Linked DNA regions of Homo sapiens: region 2 is linked to region 1. Evidence: chromatin contacts called from ENCODE Hi-C or POLR2A ChIA-PET data. All regions are on one chromosome and are shown on one strand. Each heading gives the region's core, a stretch centred on a gene start or an enhancer-like site at or near the end of the contact. The rest is flanking DNA. Distances are from core to core; before and after follow the strand shown. Region 1 holds the start of TRNP1 (TMF1 regulated nuclear protein 1). Region 2 holds the start of IFI6 (interferon alpha inducible protein 6).

What was found. Hi-C counts contacts between places; a loop is a spot of excess contacts on that map. ChIA-PET counts read pairs that join two places held with the same protein, here RNA polymerase II (POLR2A). Pooled maps may share reads with other maps.
Region 2: a pooled map shows a loop between it and region 1 (3-fold over the local background). The contact joins the promoter of IFI6 here to the promoter of TRNP1 in region 1. A Hi-C loop is called at or near these places in 1 of 50 pooled maps. POLR2A ChIA-PET finds 5 or more read pairs at or near these places in 2 of 52 experiments (B cell and HepG2).

Annotation. Positions count from the first base shown.
Region 1 is chr1:26,990,452-26,997,134 of GRCh38, reverse strand. It overlaps TRNP1 (TMF1 regulated nuclear protein 1), which reads right to left and starts at 3,443. Exons shown (of 2, transcript NM_001013642.3): 1 at 2,523-3,443. The coding sequence starts at 3,348. The coding sequence ends at 2,665. RefSeq lists silencers at 3,111-3,170, 3,201-3,530 and enhancers at 2,946-3,446, 3,671-3,830, 3,584-4,083, 4,084-4,585, 6,163-6,457.
Region 2 is chr1:27,668,278-27,674,960 of GRCh38, reverse strand. IFI6 (interferon alpha inducible protein 6) reads left to right here and starts at 2,769. Exons shown (of 5, transcript NM_002038.4): 1 at 2,769-2,838; 2 at 5,615-5,716; 3 at 6,426-6,503; 4 at 6,586-6,683. The coding sequence starts at 5,647. RefSeq lists enhancers at 2,398-2,737, 5,516-5,575.

The DNA.
Region 1 (6,683 bases), core at 2,194-4,693:
GAACTCCTGACATCAAGTGATTGGCCCTCGTGGGCCTCCCAAAGTGCTGGGATTACAGGCATGAGCCACCGCACCCAGCCTGAATAAAGCCAGACGGGTGAGCTTCTAGAGGGGGCCCTGGAGGGTCAGGCAGGTGTGGGAGGTGCCTTTTGTTAGTTGGCTATGTGGTAATGGACATAGCACTAACTAGGAGCTGGGGTTCAAGTCTACATGTGTGTGCCCTGGCCAGGAAGCTTGATGAGGAGCAGTGGGACATCTGGAAGTGGAGGGAGGGGGCAGAGCTGCCTGTGACACCAGGACCAATCTCCATTTACTACCCTCTACTTCACACACACACACACACTAGCCAGTGTCGTCTCTAATTCTCTACTCACCCACCCCACCCCCAAATCGGGACAAGCTGATTACAAATAAATCCTGGAGAAAGCCAAAACTGTGATGGCACCGAGCACTTTACACCATTAGCTAAAAGCTTCTCCGGACCAAGTGCCCCCTCCCATGCAACCCAGAAAACAAATGGTCCTGGCTGCAGCCCAGCACCAAGGCCTGAGCTCAGCTCTTTCCAAGATGTCCTGTCCTCTCTAAGCCTCTAGACCCCAAATGACCCAAGTGGCTTTGGAAGGTGTTCCCTGTTTGGAAAGACCAGAGGATGGCATTGCCCCCTTCATTACTTCCCTGGGGTTCCCTAACTTTGTCAGAGGCTCTGAGACTCCCTCCTGAACCTCCCTTCCCCAGCTAAGAAAGGGTTCAGGAAAGCCTTGCTGTTAGCCGAGAAACCAGCCAAAAAGTTTGGTATCCAGGGAGAAGGGCTGATGAGGGAGGATCCCATAAGGGCCCCAAGCCTCAGCCTATCAGAGCAGTGCACCTGACCCTCCCAGATTCCTGTGGAAGGAAGCATCCTCCCCACTTCACCCCATTCCCAAGCCCTGACTCAAGGAGGGACTGAGGAAAGAGGCCCAGAGAGGGGGCAGAGTTGTTCTAAGTCACAGAGCAGACAGGATCCAGAGGACAACTCTCCCTAGCCCCTGCCCAGGGTACTGTGGGAGGTGCACACACAGGCCAGGGACCTTGATTCTTCCCTCACTGGCATGTGACCTTGAGAAATCCCCTCTCCACCCTGCAAAAGTAGGACTTTAAATTAGCTCATGGCTCTATCAGCAAAAGCAGTGCCTGTTTCCAGGTGTGAGTTAAAATAATACATTATCAGCCAGGTGCAGTGGCTCACACCTGTAATCCCAACACTTTGGGAGGCCGAAGCGGACAGATCACCGGAGGTCGGGAGTTCAAGAACAGCCTGACCAACATGGAGAAACCCGGTCTCTACCAAAAATACAAAATGAGATGGGCATAGTGGCACATGCCTGTAATCCCAGCTACTTGGGAGGCTGAGGCAGGAGAATCGCTTGAATCCGGGAGGTGGAGGTTGCAGTGAGCCAAGATCGCACCATTGCACTTCAGCCTGGGCAACAAGAGCGAAACACTGTCTCAAAACAAACAACAACAACAAAAAAATTATCTTTCCATGATTTAGTGAGGAAGAAGAAGGACCTCTGCCCTGGGTTAACGTCACCACAGCCCCTCTGGGAGGTTAAGAGATCCACTTCGCAGACTGATAAGTGAGAGTGAAATTAACTCAGCTGGTGAGCAGCAATGTGGTAGCCAGGTCATTCACAGTGGGGACAGAGGAATGGGAGACTGAAGGGCATCTGGACAGGAAGAGAAGCAGATCTCACCTCAGATCTGGCTCTTTAAGGCCCCCCTTTCTGGAAGCTGATACCACACCTGCCCCCTTGGGGCCTGTTAAAGGGTATCACCTGGTTCCAACCTGGCCGAGCCATCTTAGTAACAGGTTGGGAGTTAAGCCTCTAGGTTCTGCTATGTAAGGATCCCTGGGTGAGCAGGTGCCAGACATCCTGTCCTGGTTATGTGAGTCAGGCTGTAATTTTTGCGAACCTGCATGACGGCATAAGAAAAGCTGTCTCCTAGAAGAAGAAGGGCCTAAGTATGAAGAGAACAAATCCTAAACCTCTCTGGGATTCCGTCTCCCCAAAGGTGAAACAGGCCTAGAGGGGGAATTCAGTGGTACAGCCCTGTGCCAGCCTCCACCCCATCCTGGGGCCTCATTATTCTGTCCTCCCGAAGGCACGGAGCTGGGCGGCGCCAGGAAGCAGCATCCTCAAGGGCAAGACTGCTCACAGCTCCGAGGGGCCCGGGAAAGGCCACGCAAGTGGGGGTGAGGATGGGGGGTGCTGCATCCGTGCGGCAGGTTCCAAGTGGTAAAAGTTTGCCGCCAACCCGTTCCTGGGATCTGAGCCCCCTCAAGAGTCCAACTCTTATAATGGAGACTTGATGCTACCACCTCTCACTCTCCAGATGGTCGGGAGAGGCGGCAACAGAAAGTGGCAGCTTTACTAGGGACCCAGCAGACGCCAGAAGCTCCAGGGAAGGGAGTTCCCGGGCCCTGGACCAGCCCCCCACACGCCATGACCGACCCTCGAACGCACCAGCCGCTAAGACCGCACCTCAGCCTCCTCTACTGGGCCCCTGGCCCCCAACTGCCTCTTCCTGCGGATCCGTAGTCCTTCCAGCCGGCGTCCGCGATCAGTCGGTCGGTCGGCACCTCGGCGAAGCTTGTCGGGGTGGCCAGGGGTCCGGGCGTGGAGGTCAGCGCTGCGGGGAGGCGGGGCCGCGGGGCGGGCTGCGGCGGAAGGGCGAGTCGGGCTCGGGGCCGTGGCCGCGCCGCAGTCGCCCGGCACCCCAGGGCACGCAGCCGCCCAGGCCCAGCGCCGAGGCCAGCAGCGCGGGGGGTCGGCCGCGGCGGCCGCGGCGCGGGCCCTTCTTGAGGCGCGACCCGTGAGCCGCCAGGTAGAGCTCGGCCTGCGCCACGCCGCCGCTCAGGCGGCTCAGGCTCTCCGCGCGGTGCGCCAGGCGCAGCTCGGCCGCCAAGAAAACGCGGTGCAGCTGCAGCACGCGGCTCTCCAGCTCCGACACCAGGCGCCGGCGGCCCTCCACCTCCAGCAGCCGCCGCCGTGCTTCGGCCAGCTCCAGCGCGCGGCCCCCCGCCCCCGCAGCCGCGCCAGAGCCCCCTCCGGGGCCGGCGAGCCCCGCGATCCCGCTAGCGCCCTGGCGCCAGCGCTGCAGCTCCTGGTCCTCGGCCGCGCCTGCTGAAGCCCCAGCTGCGTCCGGCAGCGGCGGGGACTGACCCGGGGTCGGGGTAGGAGTCAAGGTCGGAGTTGGGGGCGGGGGCTGAGAGGACGGCATGGGATCCCAGGGCGGCGGCGGCGACCTCTGCTCTGCCGTCCCCTCCTGGGCCCCCGGGCCGCAGGCGCTGATGCGGCAGCCCGGCATCCCCCGCCCCCCACCGGCGGTCTGCGGCTGTAGGTGCGCAGGGAGGATGACCACAGCACACCCGAACAGCTAGACACGGCCACAGCCCCCACCCCAGAGGCGCGCCCGCCGTCCGCGCATCTTATAGAACACGGGGCGGAGCGACGGGCGGCACAGCCAATCAGAGACAGGCACGCCCTGAATCCGCCCCGCCCCCCCCCCCCCCCCCCGCGCTCTGCACATTCAGGGCATTCCCCAAACCCTTCAGGTCCTGCCCTTCGCCGGATTCTGCTCCGCTAGGGCATCCGGTCCCCTTTCGCCTCTCCCCAAATTTTGGGTGCAAAGGGAGCCTCATCTTCCCTGGTTTGGCCCCTCAGAGTCATAAGCTCTGGTAGCTGGTGTTTAGAAATTCACGGAATCCGGTCTCCATCCGGGGGAGGGTCTTGCCTAAGGCCTCTGTGCGAAGAGAGCCTGGGCTAGAACGCAGGAGGCTTGACTCCTTGTGCCGTGCTCCTCCCACACCTCATGCTGCCCTTGGCCGAATCAGTTCTGCCCGGTCTCTCCTGGGCCATAGGGCTCTCAAGGACCCCCTTTCCCACCTCACTAGGGCAGTGGAAGGGTTAACGCAGAGGGGCGACTGCCGTCCTGGTGGGACGGGGATCTAGCTGGACTGATTCCACGATAGGTAGAGCGCTTTATTCGCAGAACAAATACCTCAGCGCTGCCGCTGAGCCTGCAAACCTTGGTGGCATCACAGAGGAGCCCCGGACCCCACGGTGTGCAAAGTTCTTTCCCTGCCCCGGCTCGTGTTTACTCCTCCCAGCCGGTGTTCCTACACATTTTAAAGAGGGGGAAACTGGCCGGGCGCGGTGGCTCACGCCTGTAATCCCAGCACTTTGGGAGGTCAAGGCGGTCGGATCACCTGAGGCCAGGAGTTCAAGACCAGCCTGAGCAACATGGCGAAACCCCATCTTTACTAAAAATAGAAAAAAATTAGCCGGTCGTCGTGGTAGGCGCCTGTAATCCCAACTACTCGGTAGGCTGAGGCAGGAGAATCGCTTGAACCTGGGAGGCGGAGGCTACAGTGAGCCAAGATCGCGCCATTGAACTCCAGCCTGGGCGACAGAGCAAGACTCCGTCTCAAAAAAAAAAAAAAAAAAAAGCCGGGGGCGGGAAGGGGGAAGGGGGGTGTGCGGGGGCGGGGAACTGACTGGCGGGGCGCGGTGGCTCCGCCACCACTTTGCGAGCCCGAGGTGGGTGGATCACCTAAGGTCAGGAGTTCTAGACCAGCCTGGCCAACATGGTGAAACCCCTGTCTCTACTGAAAATACAAAAAAATTAGCCAGGTGTGGTGGCGCACCTCTGTAGTTCCAGCTACTCAGCAGGCTGAGGGAGGAGAATCGCTTGAATTCGGGAGGCAGAGGTTGCAGTGAGCAGAGATTGTGCCACTGTACTCCAGCCTGGGCGACAGAGCAAGACTCAGTCTCAAAAAATAAATAAAAATAAAAAATAAAGAAGGGGAAACTGAGACCCTGAAGGGCAGTAGTGCTTTGCCCAATGTCTTATTGACGACTGGTGGCTGAATCCAGATTTTTGAATCTGGACAGAAATGCACGAGCTCAGCCATTCATGCCCTCTGGGGGCTCAGATACCTGGGTCTAGTCCTCTTGGTGGAGGGACGTTCTTTATGTGGGACTTTATCTGACACTTCTCATCTGGCCCTGACAAAATGATAGAATGGAACCCTGCCCACTTTTCCCCCAACAGAAATGACCCTGCCATACCAAACACTGGCTCAGACACCATGGGCCTGCCTCAGTTTCCATCTACTTGAAGGTGGCATCAGAGATGGGAGGTCTCTGTGGTGGGTGGGGGCAAGGGCCAGGGGTCCAGAAACCAGCTCTGAACCCGATTGGGAAGGACTGCAGCAGACCCTGGGCTCAGGAGGACCTGCGGAAGGTATGGCCAGTGTGACTGCTGAAGCCTGAAGAGGAGGCAGATGGCGTGCTTGCATGATGTGCAGGATGATGATAGAGCCTCATCCTCCCCCCATGAACACATGTTCTCTAACTGCTTTCAGGTGTCTTAGAGTGAGTGAGACTGAGTGATGGGGACTCGTGGGCGAGACAGTTGGGCTCCAAAGAGGCAGCTCAGAAGCGGCTGGGAGAGGAAGGCGGGTGGGTGAGAGGCGCCAGGCTCAGTGAAGAGGAAGGGTGGAGGGGTTGGGGGAGGGAGGAGGTCAGAAGCAGGGTGCCCAGTGACCAGGGGTGGTGGAGACTCAGTGAGGGGAAGGGGAGGGCTTGGGAGGATGACTCAGTCAGAGGGGAAGAAGAGCTGTTCAGTGACTGTGCTGGGGCTCAGTAGGGGGAAGGGGCTGAGTGTGTGCAAAGGTGCTGGCGGAGGCTCGCCATGGGGGAAGGGAGGTTCAGTGAGGGGCATGGGAACTCAGAGAGTTGGAGGGGCTCAGTGAAGATGAGGGAGGCTCAGGAGCTACCAGGTTGCCCCCAGCAAGGAGGCTTGCCCTGCTGAATGATGGTGTCCCTTTGAACAGTCTCTTTTGTGTCATGCAATCATAGGTCTTTCTCAGGGCAGAAGCCCCTCATTGCCATGGTGGTGGGGAGATGGACAGGTGTTTTGCCTTCATGAGGCAGATCACTGCTCCCAACTCCTCAAGGACTGATTCAGGGGAAGAAGACTAGGACTTATCTCCACCCCCAACCACTGGCCAGATCCAGAGAACCAGTCAGACCCGGGTTGAAAACCAACACACACTGCCCATCTGGGTGACCTTGGGCAAGTAATTTATCTGAGTGGGAGAAGATGCACAGTATATATTTATTGAAGGAATGAATGTTCTCTGTCTCGTGATATCATCCCTAAGAAAGGGAGATTGATAGCCGTCTCTTCCTGATGAGAAACCAAAGTCCAGAGAAGTGAAGAGGCTTGCCCAAGTTCACACAGCAGGTAAATGGCCAAGCAAGAATTCAAACACAGATATGACCCACTCCGTGGTCACTCCTTACCTCCCTGTTCTCTGACAATGCTCCCTGTTGCTATCCTCTGTGGTATTTCCTATGAGTCATATGTATGTATTTGTTTATTGTTTAATTATTAATAGTCTCTCCCCCTTGACTGGTTTTGCTTATCACTAGAATCCCCTGAAGTCAAGCAGAGTGCCTGGCCCCATAAAGCACTCAATAAACATTTGTCTGAATTGAAAAATTTAGGCCGTGCACAGTGGCTCACGCCTGTAATCCCAGCACTTTGGGAGGCTGAGGCAGATGGATCACCTGAGATCAGGAGTTCAAGACCAGCCTGGCCAATGTGGTGAAACCCCATCTCTACTAAAAATACAA
Region 2 (6,683 bases), core at 1,520-4,019, 680 kb before region 1:
GAATGGCGTGAACCCGGGAGGTGGAGCTTGCAGTGAGCCAAGATCGCGCCACTGCACTCCAGCCTGGGCGACAGACCGAGACTCTGTCTCAAAAGAAAAGAAAAGAAAAGAAAAGAAAAAGCACATTAGGTCATTTTGGTTTTTTTCTTTCCTCTTAACTGTGTAGCAGGTTCAGGCCACAAAACAAGCTATGCTGCCACTTCTGATTATATGATCCTACAATGTTGCTGGATGTATCTGTGTGAAGGTGGATAACAATTCTGTAGGGAGGGAGAAAAAAGATTCTGTAGAAAGTTTCTGAAAGCCCACATAGGAGAATTACGGTTAGGATTCTTAGGATTCTGCAGTAAGGCTATGCTTACTGTGGTCCCTTTGGGAAAAGAGGCCCTGATGTGTCACTGGGCCCCAGTAGTGACTACACATCTCACCACTGGGTGCCAGGTAGCTATATATCTTAAGTTGGGTATTATCAGAAAGGTAGAGCAGCAGTTCCATATGTGATGGAAGCTGGGCGCATTGGCTCATGCCTGTAATCCCAGCACTTTAAGACCTCGAGGCAGAAGGATCACTTGGAGCCAGGAGTTGGAGACTAGCATGGGCAATGTAGTGAGACCTCCATCTCTAAAAGAAATATAAAAATTAGCTGGGTGTGGTGGCACATGCCTATAGTCCCAGATACTTGGGAGGGTGAGTTGGGAGGATTTCTTGAGCCTAGGAAGTCAAGGCTGCGGTAAGCTATGATTGTACCACTGCACTCCAGCCCCGGCAACAGAGTGAGACCCTGTCTCTAACAAACCAACCAACCAACCGACAAAACAACAAAGAGGCCAGGCACAGCAGCTCACACCTGTAATCTCAGCACTTTGGGAGGTAGAGGTGGGTGGATCACCTGAGGTCAGGAGTTCAAGACCAGCCTGGCCAACATGGCAAAACCCCATCTCTACTAAAAATACAAAAAACATTAGCCGGGCATGGTGGCGCGCACCTGTAATCCCAGCTACTTGGGAGGCTGAGGCAGGAGAATCGCTTGAACCCAGGAGGCAGAGGTTGCAGTAAACCAAGATCACACCACTGCACTCCAGCCTGGGGAACAGTGCAAGACTGTCTCAAAAACAAAAACAAAAACAACAAAAAACAAAGAACAAAACAAAACAAAAAATATATGATGGAAATGGTATATTCAAGGCTGAGCAAAGGGGTCTAAAAGGCTTGAGTAAATTAAATAAACAGGGAGCTCAGAGTCCTGTGGCGCCCAACTCTGTTTCTCTGGGTTTTCTCTTTGACCCATATATATGGCCTCATGGAGTGTTCCCAGCAACCAACAGATAATGGAGGAAAGGAGTCAAACTCAATTCACAGATAAGTCAGTATAATATTTTGGTATCAGCTGGAAACGGACCACTCTATTACAGCCCCATTTGGGGGTGGCACTGAATAATAGTGAATCCTCCCAGGGGGCAGAACTAGGAGCAGTATACCGTGTTGTTCCCTCTGTATGCAGAGAGAGAGAGAGAGAGATGGACTGAAGTACAGACATACACCAATTCCTAATAAGAGGCAAATGGCTTGGCTGGTTGGTCAAAGGCATGGATGGAACAAGATTGGAAGATTGGGAATAAGCAGGTGTGGGTTAGGGGCATAAGAATGAACTCTGAATGGGCATAAAGCACCTGGATCTCTATGTCTCATGTTAATGCTGACCAGAGATCATCTGCTGCAGAGGAGGCTCTACAGCCCAATGGCCAGGATGTCCCATCCTGTGGATGTCAGCCAGCCTCTAAACTTAGCCTCACTATTGCCTTGCAATAGACCTATGAGTGTCCAAGGTGGTAAGGATGGGGGTTAGAAATGAGTCCAACAACTTGGGCTCCCTCTCACCAAAACTGATCTGGCAATTGCCAAAATATAGCCAATCTGCCAGCAGCAGGTAGCAATATGGCAAAATTTCTCAATGAGAATAGCCAGCCATCTGGTGGCAGGTCAATTATTTCAGACCCCTTCCACTTGGGAGAAGGCAATGATTCATCCTTACTGGAATTTCTATGTTCTCCAAATAGAGGTTGCATTTCTGACCCATAGCACTTCAAGCATCACCATCCAAAGGCTTTAAAGAATGCTCAGTTCATTACCTAGGGCCAGGGGACCCATCTTGAAACTCAAGATCTATCATGATGGCCACATGAACACAGGCTTCACTGGTCTTACCATATGCCCATGACCCAGAAGCAGCCAGCCTGAGAGAACAATGGAACAAAGTGACTTAATTTCCAAAGTTCTGGGGGTTTATAAACAGCATATGGTATGTCACATGACTACTGTGGGATTGGAAAAAGATCATGTAAATAGAGCACTTTGCACAGACCCTGGCATGCAGCAAGTGCTCAATAAATGATAGGTGTTGTTTACTAATTGGACTGAATGGTGAAAGGCCTGTGTGCCCCAGGGGGAGCTGGTGATCAGGCTTCACTAAGCCCAGTATGGCCGTGGCTCTCATCATAGTGTGACATGCTTTGAATACCCTTAGCGGCTCCAAAAGTCCTCAGCTTGAAGTGCATTTTTCTGCCAGCAGGCAGCACACAAATGTTCCCGCTGGGCGGAGCTGGGAGAGAGGGGAAAATGAAACTCTGCAGAGTGCAGGAGCTGGGAGAGAGGGGAAAATGAAACTGCAGAGTGCAGAAATAGAAACTCCGACAGGGATTGGCTGCCTAGGGTGAGACGTGGGAGGATCCACAAGTGATGATAAAAAGCCAGCCTTCAGCCGGAGAACCGTTTACTCGCTGCTGTGCCCATCTATCAGCAGGCTCCGGGCTGAAGATTGCTTCTCTTCTCTCCTCCAAGGTAAACTCAGGAGCTATGAAGTGTGGGCATCAAGCTGCCACCCTCTGCCAGGCTGCCTGTCTGCCTGTAAATCTCATGTTCTGAGAGCCAGGAGGCCCCTTCTCCTGGGAGGCAGCACTCCTGGGTCCCTTTTAGTGCTCTGGGCTGGGACTTGTCTAAGAGGATGGGTTGGAGATTTTTAGGGAGATGGGATGCAAAACCCCAAGTGGCATGAGACCCAGCTTACAGGTGCAATATCAGCGATCTGTGGCCTTAACACTGTCACCTCTTGGAGCCTTAATTACTTCCTCTGTAAAAGGAAAGTTAAGTTGCCTTTGCTGCTCAAAGGACTGGATGATTTTAGAATCCCCTTTATTATAGGATCCAATGTGACAGTGAGTTCATCTTTAAGGATAGATGAAGCCATCTGGAGTGGTTGTTAAAAATGTGGGCTTGGTGGCCGGGCGTGGTGGTTCACGCCTGTAATCCCAGCACTTTGGGAGGCCGAGACCCACGGATCACGAGGTCAGGAGATCGAGACCATCCTGGCTAACACAGTGAAACCCTGTCTCTACTAAAAATACAAAAAAAATTAGCCGGGCTTGGTGGTGGGCGCCTGTAGTCTCAGCTACTCGGGAGGCTGAGGCAGGCAGGAGAATGGCATGAACCTGGGAGGTGGAGCTTGCAGTGAGATGAGATTGCGCCACTGCACTCCAGCCTGGGCGACAGAGAAAGACTCCATCTCAAAAAAAAAAAAAAAAAAATGTGGGCTTGGGTATTAGCCAATTGTGGGTTTAAACCCTGACTTTGCCATGACCTGGCTAGGCAGCCTTGGGAATATTACTTAACCTCTCTGAGCTTCAGTTTCCTTATCTATAACATGTGGTTGATAACAATGGTACCTACTTCGTGGTGTTGTTATAGGTACAAGTGGACTGCGTGCCATAAAGTGCTAAGTACTCAATACATGAGAGGAGTTTCTTGTTTTTCTTTTTAACTTAAGAAAATAGCATTGATCTGACAAAGATCATATTAGAGGTGAGTCTGAGGGCATATGCATTTTCCAGTTTTGTGGTATAAAGGAAAGAGCATAGGTTCATGAATTCTGACTGTCTTGAATGTGTACCCATGTTGCACAATTTGCTGTGTGACCTTTATCCCTTGTGATATTGTAAAATATATTTTTTCATCCCCCAGTTCCTGGCATACAACTCCTAAAATCCTTGGAATCTTCAAAGTGATAAATATCTTTTGAGTGATAACTGTCTAATAAGTTGACTGATGGCTGGCATTTCCTCTGGGGAGGGGAGAGGGGCTGAAGGTTAAGCTGATTACCAATGGGCAGTGATTTAATCAGTCATGCCTATGTAATGAAGCCTCCATAAAAACACAAAAGGACAGGGTTTGACAAGCTTCCAGATAGCCGAATACAAGGAGGTCTCCAGTGGGTGGTGCTTCTGGAGAGGAATGGAAACTCCATGCCCTTTCTCCCATACCTTGCCCTATGCATCTCTTCATCCGGAGCATTTGTAATATCCATAAGGAACCAGTAAATGTAGCTGGGTATGGTGGCTGATGCCTGTAATCTCAGCACTTTGGGAGGCTGAGGCAGGCAGATTGCGTGAGTTCAGGAGTTCAAGATCAGCCTGGGCAACATGGTGAAACCCCATCTCAAAAAAAAAAAAAAAAATTAGTTGGGCGTGGTGGTGCATACCTGTAGTCCCAGCTATGCTGGAGGCTGAGGTGGGAGGATCACTTGAGCCTGGGAGGCGAAGGTCTCAGTGAGCTGAGATGGGGCCACTGCACTCCAGCCTGAGCAATAGAGTGAGACCCTGTCTCAAAACAACAACAAGATCAATTTTTTTTTTTTAAAGAAAGAAACCAGTATATGTAAGTAAAGTGTTTCCCTGAGTTCTGTGAGCTGCTCTAGCAAATTAGTAAAACTGCAGGAGGGAATTGTGGGAACCCCAGTTTATAGTCAGTCAGAAACACAGGTAAAACAACCTAGGGCTTTCGATTGGCAGTCTGGGGGACTGAACCCTCAACATGTGGGATCGGCCACTATCTACCCATAGTGGTGTCAGAATTGAATTTGGGGACCCTCAGCTGGTGTTCACCAGAGGACTGATTGTTTGCTTGCTGGTGGGGAGAAACCCCCACACTTCTGCTGTCAGAAGCCTCTCGTACGGTGAGGGAAACTGAGTTTCTTTTTCCACACACCCTTCTGTGCTTTCTTTCTGAAAAAAAAATTAAGTTGATGTGAGGCCAACGTTTGGTGCCAGTAGATATTCAATGCATTGTAAGAATGAGTTTGTCTTAAAAATTTTTTTAAAGCAAATTCTATGCGTCAGGCACTGTTCAAAGTGCCGGGGATACAGCGTGGAACAGTTATTAAATTAACAAGTACCCTCTGAAATAGACTCTATTAATACCCCAATTTTAGAAATAAACAAACTGAAGCCCAGAGAAGCAAAGTACCCTAGTATCCTGCCCAAGGTCACTTGGGTACAAGGCCAGGAACAACCACAGTCATGATATTGACATCTGCGGAGCTTACCACGTGCCAAACACCGTGCGAATCCGCACAGAATCCGCACACCCACCGGTTGGGGCAGGGACATCTCTGCCACTGATGCGGAGAGGAAACGGATTCCCGAGGCTCCTGAGAGGGATCCTGGGTTCCATTCACCACACCTCGCTGCTTTTTACTGATTCAGTTGGAACTGGAAGGGAAAACAACGGAGCTGATGAGCTCCAAAAATGCTCCGGGGACCATCTCCCTCTCGCCCGTTCGCAGGTCTAGTGACGGAGCCCGCGCGCGGCGCCACCATGCGGCAGAAGGCGGTATCGCTTTTCTTGTGCTACCTGCTGCTCTTCACTTGCAGTGGGGTGGAGGCAGGTGAGAATGCGGGTAAGGATGCAGGTAAGGGGACAGGTAAGGGTGCAGGTAAGGATGCAAGTAAGGGTGCAGGTAAGGATGCGGGTAAGGATGCAGGTAAAGATGCGGGTAAGGATGCAGGTAAGGATGCGGGTAAGGATGCAGGTAAGGGTGCAGGTAAGGATGCGGGTAAGGATGCAGGTAAGGATGCGGGTAAGGATGCAGGTAAGGATGCAGGTAAGGGTGCGGGTAAGGATGCGGGTAAGGATGCAGGTAAGGATGTGGGTAAGGATGCAGGTAAGGGTGCAGGTAAGGGAACAGATAAGGGTGCAGGTAAGGGGACAAGTAAGGAGGCATATAAGGGTGCTGGGGGATGGGAGGAGTGTGGGATAAAGGAGAGAGTTTCAGGGTCCGGGGTGTAGAGGGTCTGGCGTGCTTCTGTAGAGACCCTGGCGTCCATTCCAATGGACAGCGCAGGGTTGGTGTCGCCAGAGTCCCAGATTCAAATCCCACTACTCTGTTCATTCCTCCATCCTACCGAAATTTACTCGATGCTAGTTCTGTGCCAGGCTCGGCGCCTAGGGGAAAGTCCCTTCCCCTCTGTGAGGCTCTCTGAGTAGGAGAGTGGTGGCCCCCGCCTCCAGGAGTGGTCCTGAGCATCAGACACAGAGTAGGGGACCCCTGTGTCCCACCCCAACACCCCCACTACGCTTTGTCTGCTCTCCTGCAGGTAAGAAAAAGTGCTCGGAGAGCTCGGACAGCGGCTCCGGGTTCTGGAAGGCCCTGACCTTCATGGCCGTCGGAGGAGGTGGGTCTGGAGGGCGAGGATCTCGGGCAGGCGGGGCGGGCCTCTGCCGCGGACGCTCCCTCACCTGCTCCTGTTCCTCCAGGACTCGCAGTCGCCGGGCTGCCCGCGCTGGGCTTCACCGGCGCCGGCATCGCGGCCAACTCGGTGGCTGCCTCGCTGATGAGCTGGTCTGCGATCCTG